Regions from separate parts of the Homo sapiens genome. Here all the other regions are linked to region 2. Evidence: chromatin contacts called from ENCODE Hi-C or POLR2A ChIA-PET data. All regions are on one chromosome and are shown on one strand. The core of a region is the stretch at or near the end of the contact, and the rest is flanking DNA. Distances in the headings are between cores, read along the strand shown. Region 1 has its middle 29 kb from the start of LINC03055. Region 2 overlaps RREB1 (ras responsive element binding protein 1). Region 3 overlaps LOC105374903 (a long non-coding RNA gene).

What was found. A loop is a pair of places that touch in the nucleus more often than their neighbours do. ChIA-PET counts read pairs that join two places held with the same protein, here RNA polymerase II (POLR2A). Pooled maps may share reads with other maps.
Region 1: a loop to region 2 is called in a pooled map, with 2.9 times the contacts of the local background. The contact joins two enhancer-like sites. A Hi-C loop is called at or near these places in 2 of 50 pooled maps. POLR2A ChIA-PET finds 5 or more read pairs at or near these places in 2 of 52 experiments (K562 and OCI-LY7).
Region 3: a pooled map shows a loop between it and region 2 (2.2-fold over the local background). The contact joins two enhancer-like sites. A Hi-C loop is called at or near these places in 2 of 50 pooled maps. POLR2A ChIA-PET finds 5 or more read pairs at or near these places in 2 of 52 experiments (BJ and OCI-LY7).

Annotation. Positions count from the first base shown.
Region 1 is chr6:6,855,366-6,858,065 of GRCh38, forward strand. No RefSeq gene overlaps it. Among named protein-coding and RNA genes, the nearest start is that of LINC03055, 29 kb to the right of the region's middle. RefSeq lists an enhancer at 1,291-2,490. Within about 2 kb of position 1,371, at least 21 of the 41 ENCODE cell types and tissues checked have a DNase peak (open chromatin) inside an H3K27ac peak, as active enhancers do.
Region 2 is chr6:7,199,707-7,202,406 of GRCh38, forward strand. All of the region lies in intron 6 of RREB1 (ras responsive element binding protein 1), which reads left to right. Among named protein-coding and RNA genes, the nearest start is that of RREB1, 93 kb to the left of the region's middle. RefSeq lists enhancers at 1,330-1,624, 2,389-2,538, 2,589-2,638. Within about 2 kb of position 1,330, at least 21 of the 41 ENCODE cell types and tissues checked have a DNase peak (open chromatin) inside an H3K27ac peak, as active enhancers do.
Region 3 is chr6:6,878,309-6,881,008 of GRCh38, forward strand. The region is part of intron 1 of LOC105374903 (a long non-coding RNA gene); the gene reads right to left. Among named protein-coding and RNA genes, the nearest start is that of LINC03055, 6.0 kb to the right of the region's middle. Within about 2 kb of position 1,408, at least 4 of the 41 ENCODE cell types and tissues checked have a DNase peak (open chromatin) inside an H3K27ac peak, as active enhancers do.

The DNA of each region.
Region 1 (2,700 bases), core at 121-2,620, 340 kb before region 2:
GAGGGAGTGGGAGAAAAAAGACCTCAGGACCAGAATTTAGTGAGATATTCTATAAACTCCAAATCCAACCATTTTCCATCCATTCATTCAACATATATTTATTGAGCTCCTCATGAGTGCCAGCCACCATCTAGGCATTGGAGATAGAGTGGTGAACAAGCCAACTAAGTCTCTGCTTCCATGGAACTTGTACGTTCTAGGGAAGGAGAGAAATCAGTAAACAAATGCATGTGTAAGACAATAGTCATCGAAGAGAATTTTAGGCAGGGATAAATACTACTAAGAAAACTAAGGCAGGCCAGTCATGGTGGTTCACACATGTAATCCCAGCACTTTGGCAGATCACTTGGCCCAGAAGTTCAAGACCAGCCTGGGCAACATAGTGAAACTCCGTCTCTACAAAAAAAATACAAAAATTAGCAAGTCTGGCTGGGTGCAGTGGCTCATGCCTGTAATCCTAGCACTTTGGGAGGCTGAGGTGGGTGGATCACCTGAGGTCAGGAGTTCAAGACCAGCCTGGCCAACATGGCAAAACCCCATCTCTACTAAAAATACAAAAATTAGCCGGGCATAGTGGCATGCGCCTGTAATCCCAGCTACTTGGGAGACTGAGGCAGGAGAATCGCTTGAACCCAGGAGGTGGAGGTTGCGGTGAGTGGAGATTGCACCACTACACTCCAGCCTGGGCAACAGAGTGAGACTCAGTCTCAAACAAAAACAAAAGCAAAAACAAAAACAAAAATTAGCCGGGCGTAGTGGCACGTGCCTATAGTCCCAGATACTCGGGAGGCTCAGATGGGAGAATCACTTGAACCCAGGGAGCAACAGAGTGAGACCCTTTCTCAAAAACGCAAACAACAACAACAAAAATTAGCCAGGTTTGGTGGCTTACACCTGTGGTCCCAGCTACCTGGGAGGCTGAGATGGGAGGATCAAGGATCAAGGAGGTTGAGGCTGCAGTGAGCCATGATTGCACTATTGAACTCCAGCCTGGGCAACAGAGCAAGACCTTGTCAAAAAGAAAAGGAAGAACGAAGGAAGAAACTAAGGCAGAATGGGAGATAGTGATGATGGGTGGGTGGGGTTGCATTCCACAGAGCTGTCAGATAATGGGAGGAAGGAGCTAGACATGGAGGGTCTGGGAAAAGCATCCCAGGATGAGGAACCAACAGAGATCCTGTGTCGCAGGACCAGGTTTGGAGGCTGCTGGCACCATGAGGACGTGAGGGCTGTAAGCTGGCAGAGCTCTTAGAGTGAGCATGCTGAGAGCTGTAGGTCATGGGTCGGAGCGTGGGTTCTATTCTACTGTGACAGGAAGTCATGCCGTGAGAGGATTTCCCCGCAGTGAAGTCAGGTGATTCGTGTCCTTAAATGCTGCCCGAGGACTTCTGAGTAGGTGGAGCCTAGGGAGGGAGAGCAGAGGCAAGGGGATCAGTCGAGCCCCGCTGGTGGGATGAGTCTGCCGGGACAAGGGGTGCTAGCTGTGGTCCTCGTCTGCCTTGTTCTCAGCTGTATCCTGGCCCCCAGATGAAGCCTGGCCACAGTGTACTTGGTAAATAGTGGTTGCAGGAATGACTGAAATCCTGGCCTGAGTGAGCTCACAACTTTCCATATGAGGCAAATAAGCAGATCTGTTGGTTATGACCCAGATACGTGGTGACCAGGGCAAACGTTTGTCAGAGGAGTGACGGGTGGGGGCTGGACTGTCTTCCCGGTACAGCTGTGGAGGAAAGCAGGCAGTGCAGCTGGGACATGCAGCCGCTGTCCCCTGGGGCTGGCGGAAGGGTGTGGAGTGACGGAGAGGGAGAGCTGCTGATCAGGGAGCTGGGCATCCCGTTGCAGCCTTACTGGGAAGCTTGCATCCCAGAGCCGACTTGCCTCACCTTTATTCAGGGATTCAGGCCCTTCCCCTCCCCCAAGGGCTTGCTTAATTCCCCTGGCTTCCTTGAGGCATACTCAGAAATTCCTTTCAGTTCCCCTTTCTGCTGGCTGTGCTTGAGGCAGGGATGGGCCAAATACCCTCCACGCCCTTGGTCCATCCAGAAGTACTGAGTCAACAGCCCTTTCCCAGAATCTACCTCCATCTCTTTCCACACCTGCAGCCGGACTGTTCCCAGGAATGAGGTGGGGCAGGACCTGAGAGCAAAGTGTGAGCTGGTGTGCAGAACCACCCGGAGGTGGAAGGAAGCTAGAATCTAGTGTAGGGTGCCTCTGACACTTGTCCCACACATAGATCTCCCAGGGATGACTGTGTGGGTCCGAGGTGGGATGGAAAACTTGCATTTCTTACAGGCTGCTGGGGATGCTGGTGCTGAGGCTTCCGATCACCCTGGAGGCACGGCTCTGTATGAAGGCAGGGTGAGGTTGGCAGAGGAGAGATAAATACAGTCACAATTTACTGAGTGCCAGACACCGGGCTAAGGGCATTATGTGAATAATCTCTTTTAATCCTCACCAGCCCTGTGAGTTGGCACCATTATTATGCCTATTTAACAGATGAGATTTAGAAAGACTGGTGAACTTGCTCAAGGTCACAGAGCTTGCAAGTGAGACTTGAACTCAATTGTCTGACTCCAGCAGTTGAACTATTAAGAGAAATTCCGAGAGGATAAATCTTGATCGTCTGACTATGATGTGTTGTAAGCAACAACTAGAGAAAAGATCAAGAAATGAAAAAAGATGCCCATACAGCCAACAAAG
Region 2 (2,700 bases), core at 80-2,579:
AGGGTGGAGTGCAGTGGTGCCATCATAGCTCACTGCAACCTCAACCTCCCAGGCTCAAGCGATCCTCCCACCTTACCCTCCCGAGTAGCTGGGACTACAGGCACACTCCACCATGCCTGGCCTATTTTTATACTTTCTTAGTGTGGATTTGCATTAATACTATTAGATGAGATTCTGTGGTTCTTTCCAGAATTTTTACTTTGCATTTTAGAAATCTGTGAATAATCGAAAGCTGCCACTATCCTCTGAGAAAAAGGGTAGGCAAGTGTGATCTGTCACTGAATTTTATTCTTCAAATTAGATAAAAAGTGTAAGAAAATTATCAAAGCTAAAAGTTGGCCAATTTTAATTGACAGTCTCTTGTGTAGCCTGTTTTTTATTTGCTAGACTTGACCTTCCTCAAAACATTTTTCCCTTTTACTTTGTGTTTTTTTCTTTTCTAATACCCTTTAACAATCAGCACAGCTTATTTTATATATATGTGTGTGTGTATATATGTATGTATGTGTGTGTATATATATATATGTATGTGTGTATATGTGTGTGTGTGTGTGTGTGTGTGTGTGTGTGTGTGTATTTTTTTTTTTTTCTTTTTTGAGATGAGGTTTCACTCTTGTCGCCCAGGCTGGAGCGCAATGGCACAATCTCTGCCTCCTGGGTTCAAGCAATTCTCCTGCTTCAGCCTCCCGAGTAGCTGGGATAACAGGCATGCGCCACCATACCCAGCTAATTTTGTATTTTTAGTAGAGATGGGGTTTCACCATGTTGGCCAGGCGGGTCTCAAACTCCTGACCTCAGGTGATCCGACCACCTCAGCCTCCCAAAGTGCTGGGATTACAGGCGTGAGCCACCATGCCTGGCCTATTTTATATTTTTGAAGAAATATTTGAAAAACCTCTTGTGGCCGATGCTTACTTTTGATTTAGAATTTCTCTCTGAATTGAATTGACCAAGTTCATGTTCAGTTATGCCAAAGAGCATAACAATCATAAAACTGTCCAAGTGGACACTGTCCCCTCAGTGGACATGTTAAGCAACAATCAAGCCTTTTTCGTCCTATCACTGGTTCTCAAATTTATGATCTGGTTCATAATTAGTTTTTTATCATTTGGCCAACTGGATGCTAATATTTATAACTTAAGTTTTCTTCTGTTTTAGCAGAGTTGTTGTCAGTTTGTGTTTTGGAAAGGAAATGCAAAATAAATTTTATCTTTAATGCAAGCAGTACAGTATTTTTGACATATCTTGTTGAGGTATTTCAGCAGCTCAGTCTTACCGGGTAAAACTGGTGGATGGCAGCAGAATCTGGAACATCGTGCTTGCCCACACTTGAACAGCAGGCAGTGGTGAGAGTGAGAAATTAGGTTAGGGAAGGTTAGGGATGGGCTTGCTGGGGGTAGGATGACTAGCAGAGAGCTGGCCTCTGCTCCGGAATGCAACATGCCCAGGTGTCCTCTCCCACCATGCCCCTCGTCTGATGCACTGAGAACTTTGAACAGGTCCTGAGTGTGTGTCCGGTTTAGTTTCATAACTCGAAAGTAGCAAAGTCAAGAGGGAGCCTGACTTCCAGCATTAGATCACAAAATGAAACCTGCAGGGAGCTGGCAGCATTTCCACCGTAGCACTTCACAGGGCTTTATACCTTACATTTTTCCGCCTTTGTTTAAATATCCAACCTGTCCGACCTGTTCGGGCTGAACAAGCTGGTGCTAGCAAACACTGAAGCGTGCCCACTCACTGTCAACCTTTTTCTGATGTGTTAAGGAAGGTGATTAGTGGCAACATTGTCCCCCCCCCCCAACCCCCATCCCACCCTCCCCACTGAAACATGAACAGGAAGCACTGAAGTCTTAGCCTGTGTATTCATGACACGGATCCTCATCTCACCTTTGGCATGTCTGTGTGCCTGTGGGCCATCCTCAGCTTCTCTTGGGGCTCTGGGATGCTTAGTGGAAAGGTTGTTGGCCTTCAGTGGAGACAGATTTTGTATTTCCTTAAACCGGAGATTCAGTTGCATAATGGGTTCATTGGTCCTGTGGTGTCAGCACTTAATTCTTCCTTTTCATGCTTATATAACCCAGCTTGCTCAAGAGGACTGCTGTTCCAAGTTTATGGGTGGGAAAACTGAGGTCTGCCATGCTGCAGGTTCTTCTGGGGCCCTCCTCTCCAGTTTCTGTTGGTAGATGGTGTACTGTTCCTCCCTCGACATCTCTGGAGAACAGAGGCCATGTGTGCACCATGTCCATCCGTTTTAGATAAAAGTGGCTATAGACGGCCTTGGTCATACAGAAGGGCTCTGTCGCCTGGTTGGTCTTGGGAGGTGACATTTCTCTTTGGATTCATTTATATTCATTCTCTCTCCAATCTTGGTTCCCCTTTCCTTGCCAGCAGTTTCTCAGTGGCCCGTAAGTAATATAACACAACATCCCCAGAGTGGGTGGCTTTCCTTTTTCACTACGCTGCTTCTTGCACTCGCCCACGGCACCTTCCACTTCCCTTGTGGGCGCATGGCCGACCATCTGGGATGGCCCCACCCGTGCATTTCTTGTTCCTCTTTTGGAACTGGCTGAGGAGTAGCAGTGACTTAGCACTGCCCTATCATGAAGATAGTCATCTCTTCCTCCTGCACAGAAAGTGAGTAAGTAACTAGGTCCTGCCTTCTTGAAGACACCTCAAGTGATCGCCTTTCAAGCTGAAGTG
Region 3 (2,700 bases), core at 158-2,657, 320 kb before region 2:
TAATAATAAAAAAAAATTCATGTGATTTCTTTCAGATTTGATATGTTGTTGAATAGGATAATTATCAAATTATAACATTAAAACCTAATTCTGAGGTGGGCGGATCATTTGAGGTCAGGAGTTTGAGACCAGCCTAACCAACATGGTGAAACCCCATCTCTACTAAAAATACAAAATAATTAGCGGGGCATGGTGGTGCATGCCTGTAGTCCCAGTTACTCAGGAGGCTGAGGCAGGAAAATCGCTTGCACCCAGGAGGCGGAGGTTGCAGTGAGCCGAGATCACGCCACTGCACTGCAGCCTAGGCGACAGAGTGAGACTCCATCTCAAACAAACAAAAAAAAACTTGTTCCACTTAGAGTTACCCTTTATCTTACTTTATATTCTCTAAGGTCACTGATATCTTTCCAGTCTTCCTGAAAATACAAGCAAATACTGACACAGATGCTATTTTCTTACACAAAATATAACCAGCTATATATACTCAATGCTTTTTGCTTTTGTCTCTTCACGGCATTTTCTGGAAAGCTTGCCAGGTCTGTGCACAGACAGCAGCCCTGCTCCTTTGCCCTGCTGTGTAGTATTCATGTGTGGGATGTTCACGGATTACCCAGTCCTCTAAAGACGACACTTGGGTTGCTTCCAGGCTTCTGCTCCTACAAGAGATGCTGCCGTGAATAACTGCTCACGTACATCCTTCCATACGTGTGCAGACGCCTCTGGAGGATCAGTTCCCAGAAGCACCACCCCACCTTTTATTGCTAGCAAACTGTTAATCACCCACTGACACCCATGGCTCAGAGAGCCAGACATGAGAAGAGGCATGTCCAGAGAGGCACAGGAAATGCAGCTGCATCTGCCTTCTTTACTCAACTGTGAGCATCTTAGGAGTCTGGACCCCTTCTTATCTAACTTTGTATCCCCATGAATAACTCAATAAATAAACAAATGAACAGATGGTATTCAAACTTAGGCTTCTTTAGAAACTGAGAAAGACAACCTCTAAGCAGAGAAGGCTACTCTTTCTCTAGGTACTGATTAGTGCTTACTGCTATGAAGTTTATGTTTCTACACAATCTAAGAACTCATAACCAGAACAGGGAAGTTATTGAGAACACAGAGCAAACCCCAGCGACCCATTTTTCTAGACACAGTTCATTCCTCAACCCCATGCCTTACAGCAGATTGTCTGAAGAAAATACCTTGGCTGCCTATGCATAAACTGCATTTTGACTACTCTTAACATGGTTTCTTTTTGTGTTCTGGGACATTAATGGAAGTCATCAAATGAAAACAAAATAAGGGGAAACATATTTGGTAAAACCCTATAGTTTTGGAGAGGCAGAGTATGAGGAAAACTCTTTAGTATGGAGAGGCAGAGTATGAGGAAATGAAAGTGTAAATGGTTTGCCAAGAGGTGCAGTGACTCACGCCTGTAATCCCAGCACTTTGGGAGGCCAAGGTGGGTGGATCACTTGAGGTCAGGAGTTCGAGATCAGCCTGGCCAACATGGTGAAACCTCGTCTCTACTAAAAACACAAAAATTAGCTTGGCACGGTGACAGGCGCATGTAATCCCAACAACTGGGAAGGCTGAGGTAGAAGAATCGCTTGAACCCAGGAGGCAGAGGTTGCAGTGAGCCAAGATTGTGCCACTGCACTCCAGCCTGGGCAATAGTGTGAAAGTCTGTTTTAAGAAAAAGAAAATGTGGATGGTGCCTACATGATGATCGTCGCTAACATGTATCAAATCTTTGCTATGTATAGACCACTGTTCTATGTCTTTAAATAAATATATTCTCTCATTTAATCTGCTCCTCCAAAAACAAAAAACAAAAAAACAAAAAAACCCAGCCAAACAAAAACTACACAGTTGTTACTATTATTATTCCCAGTTTCTCAGTTTGGAAACTGAAGCACAGAAATGTTAAGAAACTTGTCTAAAGACACACAGCACTTAGCAAGTAGTGGAGTTTGGATTTGAAGCCAAGCAATGCTGTTTCTTCTCGTGTGTGTGTGTGTGTGTGTGTGTGTGTGTGTGTGTGTGTATTTACTTTCCATGGTACATTAGGTAGAAATGGGTTCATTTGTAAGTTTCAGAAAAACCCAAAAATAACTATAGCTTGTCAGAAATGCAAGTTTGTAGCCAGGCACAGTGGCTCACGCTTGTAATCCCAGCACTTTGGGAGGCCAAGGTGGGCAGATCACAAGGTCAGAAGTTTGAGACCAGCCTGGCCAACACAGTGAAACCCCGTCTCTACTAAAAATACAAAAATTAGTTGGGCATGGTGGTGTGCGCCTGTAGTCCTAGCTACTTGGGAGGCTGAAGCAGGAGAATTGCTTGAGCCTGGGAGGCAGAGGTTGCAGTGAGCTGAGATCGTGACACTGCACTCCTGCCTGGGTGACAGAGTGAGACTCCATCTCAAAAAAAAAAAAATAAAAATAAAAAGAAATGCAAGTTTATATAGCTTTCACATAAATAGTAACGGTCAGCAGTCCAGGGTTGCAATACTGGCCAAGATCGTCAGGAACCCAGGCTTCTTATCAACACAGAGCTTCTACCTCATGGCCCAAAATGGCTACTGAGCTCCAGCTACCACATCCACATTCTAGCCCGCAGCAAGTAGGAAAGAGAAATAAGGACACACCCCCTCTCTTTAATACTACTTCCCAGAAGTTGAACATGATACTTCTGCTTTTA